Linked DNA regions of Homo sapiens: region 2 is linked to region 1. A link is a contact called in ENCODE Hi-C or POLR2A ChIA-PET data. All regions are on one chromosome and are shown on one strand. The core of a region is the stretch at or near the end of the contact, and the rest is flanking DNA. Distances in the headings are between cores, read along the strand shown.

Region 1 (2,817 bases), core at 233-2,732:
CACATTACCTACATTATACTCTGTTGGCTAAAGTAAGCCACAATGATAGTCCTAGCTTCCAAGAGGTCCACTGAGTGTAATCCTAGCACGTGCTCAGGAGAGTAGAACTGGAATGCTTGTGAATAGCCTCCAGGACTTTAACACCATGTCTCCTGTACTTCAGGTTTCACTAGTAGGGTGTGGTAACTCAGACTATTTCCAATATTTTGTCTCTTTCAGAAGATGGAGTATACACCTCCACCTCTTTGAGTTCAGGCTTGCCACTGTGACTGCTTTGGCCTTTGGAAACTGGGCTGAAGGGACAGGGTGCCAGTTCTAGGCAGAAACTTTGAGATCCAGGGCATGACTCATCACAAGGTACGGAAATGATTGTCCTGTCCGGTTTTGATACTTCACTGTGAGAATAAAATATTTCAGAGATGGGCTACTCCTTCCTCACGCGTTTTGGAAAGACTAAGACACGTGGGACCAAGTTGAGCAGGGCCCAGCCATGCCCTGCACAGTTGCAGCGGACAGGCAACCTCAGTGTAATGAGGACAAGAAATACATGTCTGTTTTTGTACGCCACTGAGATATTGAGGTTGCTTATTATCAGGCCAGGACTAGGGTGCTGAGAGTAAAGGACTCTCATTGGGGCAAGCTTCAGGGGGTGCCAAACAGCATAGTAATCAAGGTGAGTGATATTTTCATGCAATTACTACCACCAAAAGTAATGTAAAATAATCCATGATGAACAAAATATCCAAAGTCAGAATCAAGACCAGATGAGCGGTATAGCTTAGCAAAAGCTCACTGAAGAAGAGTTTTTATGCAACTAAAACAAACTCTAGCTGGAGTTTTAGCAAGAGAAGGGAAGGAACAGAAAGCCAGTAGGAAATAATAAAAAAAAAAATGTCAACAGCAGTTAGAAATGTGTTTCTGAGTTAATGATTCATTATTACGTTTCTCTGTTTTGTTTTTAGTGAATTTTTAAAAGCTTTAAACACATAAAGCATCTCAAACAACAGATTGCAAAAGGAGAGTAAATCAAAGAGAGAAAAACGCAAACAAGGAATGTTTTAAAAATTTAGGCCCAAGACCGGGCACGGTGGCTCACGCCTGTAATCCTAGCATTTTGGGAGGCTGAGGTGGGTGGATCACCTGAGGTCGGGAGTTCAAGACCAGCCTGGCCAACATGGCAAAACCCTTATCTCTACTAAGAAAAAAAAAAAATACAGAAAGTAGCCAGGCGTGGTGGCACACGCCTATAATCTCAGCTACTCAGGAGGCTGAAGCAGGAGAATTGCTTGAACCCAGCGGGCAGAGGTTGCAGTGAGCTGAGATTGTGCCACTTCACTCCAGCCTGGGTGAAAGAGCGAAGCTCCGTCTAAAAAAAAAAAAAATTTAGGCCCAAACTGCACCTCCCTGGAAAGAATTAGGGGCCAATTTGGAGCAAAGTGGTGATGGTTTAGTGAGGCCCCTCCAGCCTGACAGGGGAATTCCTCTTCTGCTATGTGGTTTTTAAAACCAAGGCTTCACTACCCAGGAAGTTAAGTTGCAACAGTAGTGTTTTCCATTTTCATCTCAGAAAGGTAAATAGATAATTTATTTAAAGCAATTCAAATCTATCTCAAGCAAGACAGACACATAGAAACCATAGCTGAATCGAAGATAAGTTTAAATACCAGGTTGATTTAGCCATCTGGATATTTTGGCAACCAACAGACGGAAGCTTATTTGACTAACTTCTCTCAGTAAACAATCCGAGAATCTGTCATTTGTGTTGGGATTGATACAACCAGTTATCATAATGAAAGAGGCAAAATGTGTATTCTAAAGGACAAAGGCTTCAGCATCTGAGATTTTCAAGTGCTTAATGTGTTAATGTGTGACTTTTTTTTTTTTTTAACATTAGAGACTCTGCAAAATTTAAAGGCCGACAATGAGATTAAGTCCTAGAAACTGTGGTTTGCTGCCTAGAGCAGTACCTGCAATATAGTAACTATTCAATAGGTTTGTGTAAAAGGAGTGTTTTAGTGAAACTTTAGTGGAAGTTTGCCACACACTAGACTGTAAAAAATGTACTATATTCACTTGCATAATTTGCTTCTTTTTGGAAAAAGTTATTTTAACAGTAAAGCAGGACACATATGAATCTTTGCAATAAGATGTAGTTCAACAAAAACGCATCTCGACAGTTGAACAGCCTAGACCGTACTGTCCCCTGCTGTGGCTGCTTTGGCAACAACTTCACCTCTAGCACAAATGTAGGACTCCTAGGGAGTGAGATTGCAAGTCAAAAAGAAAGAATGCAGTTTCCTTTCAACTGGTAACTTTAAAAATATCTGTATTAAAAAAATCTGTATTTCTGCTACAGGAAATAACCCAACTAGAATGTACAAAACTAGAAGACACATTTTTGCCTAATTAGCTTACTTAAATAAAATAACTATAACTGTTAAAATAGTGTTTTAGGCCGGGTGCAGTGGGTCACCTGTAATCCCGGTACTTTGGGAGGCCGAGGTGGTTGGAACTCTTGAGGTCAGGAGTTCGAGACCAGCCTGGCCAACATGGTGAAAATCCGTCTCCACTAAAAGTAGAAAAATTAGCCAGGTGTGGTGGTGGGCACCTGTAATCCCAGCTACTCGGGAGGTTGAGGCAGGAGAACTGCTTAAACCCAGGAGGTGGAGGTTTCAGTGAACCAAGATTGTGCCACTGCACTCCAACCTGGGTGACAGAGTGAGACTTCATATTAAAAAAAAAAAATAGTGTTTTAATTACTGCTTTCATGGTAACAAGTATAATGAATGACTATCAATAATTGGCGATGCTTGTGAA
Region 2 (2,757 bases), core at 212-2,711, 1.3 Mb before region 1:
ACAAAAATAATTGAATTCTATGAAAGGAGATAGTTTTTTGGTCAGTCCTTCCATAATTTCAAAACATCAACTGCCTAAGTGCAAGGGTAAGTAGATTTGAATTAACATCAGTTGCTAAGTGAAGATGCGGGAATTTTCATTAACTGGAAACAGAATGTGATCCAATGTTATGACACAGCTTCCAAAAAAGCTAATGCAATCCTAGACTGCAGTGATAGAGGTATGTTTGGAGTAAACTTTGCTGGTTATACAAAAGTTGAGGCCAGGCAGGGTGGCTCACACTTGTAATCCCAAGTGCATTTTGGGAGGCTGAGGCAGGAGGATTGCTTGAGCCCAGGAGTTCAAGACCAGCCTAGGCAACATGGTGAAACCCTGTCTCTATAAACAATTTTTAAAAATTAACAAAATAATTAGCTGGGTGTGGTGACACAACCCTTGTGCCCAGCTACTTGGGAGGCTGAAGTGGGAGGATTGCATTGAGCCTGGGAAGTCAAGGTTGTAGTGAGCCATGATCGCACTACTGCACTCTAGCCTGGGTGACAGAGCAAAACCCTGTCCTCCAACCAAAAAATAAAAGTACTATGTTCCCATCTTGTTGCCACATTTTAAAGACACTCAATAACTAAAATTCATATAGAGGAGGATAACCAGAATGGAAGTCTGGGAGCCATTTCCCAAGATCAATGTTTGCCAACTCAACCAACAGGTTGCGTTGCAGCACAGCCTGTTCTGAAGCTGTTGTTCTGGTTCCCTGCTAACTAGGATAGTGCATTCTTTTCTTGCGATGGAGACTCTGGCACACCTGCCTCCCCAAAGACTTAATTTCTTATCCCTAAACTAACTGTTTATCTCTGCCTCTGCTAATTACTGGCTACTGAGGCCATTGTTGAATGTCTGTCCTTACCGTGTTTATCAGGCAGGGTTCAATGCTGGAAAGAGAAACCATCTGAAGTATTTAAAACAGATTTAATACAGGGTGTTAGATCATTATAAAATCACTGGAAGGGCTGAAAGAGTGGGTTATAAGCTGAGCTCCAGGAGTGATTCCCTGAACACCATGAAACTGACCTCCCAGAGGAGTTACCTCCTCTGCCATAATCGGGAAGGTCGGTATTCGAGAATCTGCCATACAGCTATTAAAGTTAAAACAAAACAAAACAAACAAAACACTGTAGCTGCAATTCAGAGCTCAAGAAGCTGATGCCGCTGCCACTGCAACTTCCTCTTGATAGCTATGAAACAGGAGATCAGGCACTGCATAAAACCCCCACATTTCTATAACCATGTTTACCATTAGTAAATAGTCAAAAGCAGAATTAAGGGGACTTCCTGTTTAGGACCACTTTTCAAAATGTGTGTAGGTGCATCAAATTGGTGCAATCTAACCAAATGTGGAACCCTGGTGGCAAGGAAGTCAGGGAAATGTACTATTTTGCTTTCCATCTACTTCAGTACAGAAAGTCACACTCAAAGGAAGTGAAAATAAATGCTGAGTCATTTGTAAAATCAGAATGAAAAGAGAAAGAAAAAAAAAGAAAAGAAGATCCGGCCTCAAGCAATCCTCCCATCTCAACTTCTTAAGTGACTGGGACCAGAGGTGTTCACCACCACACATAGCTAATTTTTATTTTTAATCTCTTATAGGGATGAGGTCTCACTATGCTACCCAGGTTAGTCTGAGCTCAAGTGATCCTCCTACCTTGGCCTCCCAAAGTGCTGGGATTATAGGCATTAGCCACTGTGCCCAGCAAAAAATTTATTAGATACTGCATATTTTCAAAGATTCAAAGGGCTTTGGAATCAGGTAGACTTTACCTCTGCCACTGATGATGTATATGCTTTTAGTATAATAACTTTTTTACTCTAAATCTCCATGATATGGTTTGGATCTGTGTTCCTGCCCAAATCTCATGTGGAAATGTAATCTGCATTGTTGGAGGTGTGGCCTGGTGGGAAGTGATTAGATCATGAGGGGGATTTCTTATGAATGGTTTAGCACCATCCCCCTTGGTGCCGTTCTAGTGAGTGAGTTCTCATGAGATTTGGTCGTTTTAAAGTGTGTGGCACCTCCCCCCTCACTCTCTTGCTCCTGCTCCAGCTATGTAAAATGTGCCGACTTTGCCTTCATCTTCCACCATGATTGTGAGTTTCCTGAGGCCTCCCCAAAAGCAGAAGCCACCATGCTTCTTGTACAGACAGCAGAACCATGAGCCAATTACACCACTTTTCTTTATAAATTACCCAGTCTCAGGTTTTTTTGTTTGTGTTTGTTTTTGTTTTTGATGGAGTCTCACTCTGTTGCCCAAGCTGGAGTGCAGTGATGTGATCTCAGCTCACTGCAACCTGTATCTCCCAGGTTCAAGCAGTTCTCCTGAATCAGCCTCCCAAGTAGCTGGGACTACAGGCTCATGAAGCCACGCCTGGTTAATTTCTTTGTATTTTTAGTAGAGACAAGGTTTGGCCATGTTGGTCAGGTTGGTCTCAAACTCCTGACTTCAGGTGATCCATCCACCTTGGCCTCCCAAAGTGTTGGGGTGAGCCACTGTTCCCAGCCAGATATTTCTTTATAGCAGTGCTAGAAGAGACTAACACACCCGTTTCTTTAGTAAGGCTTTTTGTAAAGATTAAGTGAAATATTTTATGTATGGTATTTAGCACACTACTCATTGCATATTATGTACCCAATAAATATAGCTACTAATATAAACAAAAATGGCTGTCACATTCTTGGACTTTGGTAAGATTTTCCTGGATTCT

What was found. A loop is a pair of places that touch in the nucleus more often than their neighbours do. ChIA-PET counts read pairs that join two places held with the same protein, here RNA polymerase II (POLR2A). Pooled maps may share reads with other maps.
Region 2: a pooled map shows a loop between it and region 1 (4-fold over the local background). The contact joins two enhancer-like sites. A Hi-C loop is called at or near these places in 1 of 50 pooled maps. POLR2A ChIA-PET finds 5 or more read pairs at or near these places in 3 of 52 experiments (GM12878, OCI-LY7 and PC-3).

Annotation. Positions count from the first base shown.
Region 1 is chr12:63,813,741-63,816,557 of GRCh38, reverse strand. It overlaps RXYLT1-AS1 (RXYLT1 antisense RNA 1), which reads left to right. Exons shown (of 4, transcript NR_126167.1): 2 at 220-357. Among named protein-coding and RNA genes, the nearest start is that of RXYLT1-AS1, 7.0 kb to the left of the region's middle. Within about 2 kb of position 1,482, at least 7 of the 41 ENCODE cell types and tissues checked have a DNase peak (open chromatin) inside an H3K27ac peak, as active enhancers do; they include GM12878, where a contact is called at or near this core.
Region 2 is chr12:65,155,240-65,157,996 of GRCh38, reverse strand. No RefSeq gene overlaps it. Among named protein-coding and RNA genes, the nearest start is that of LEMD3, 13 kb to the left of the region's middle. RefSeq lists an enhancer at 1,582-1,641. Within about 2 kb of position 1,461, at least 5 of the 41 ENCODE cell types and tissues checked have a DNase peak (open chromatin) inside an H3K27ac peak, as active enhancers do; they include GM12878, where a contact is called at or near this core.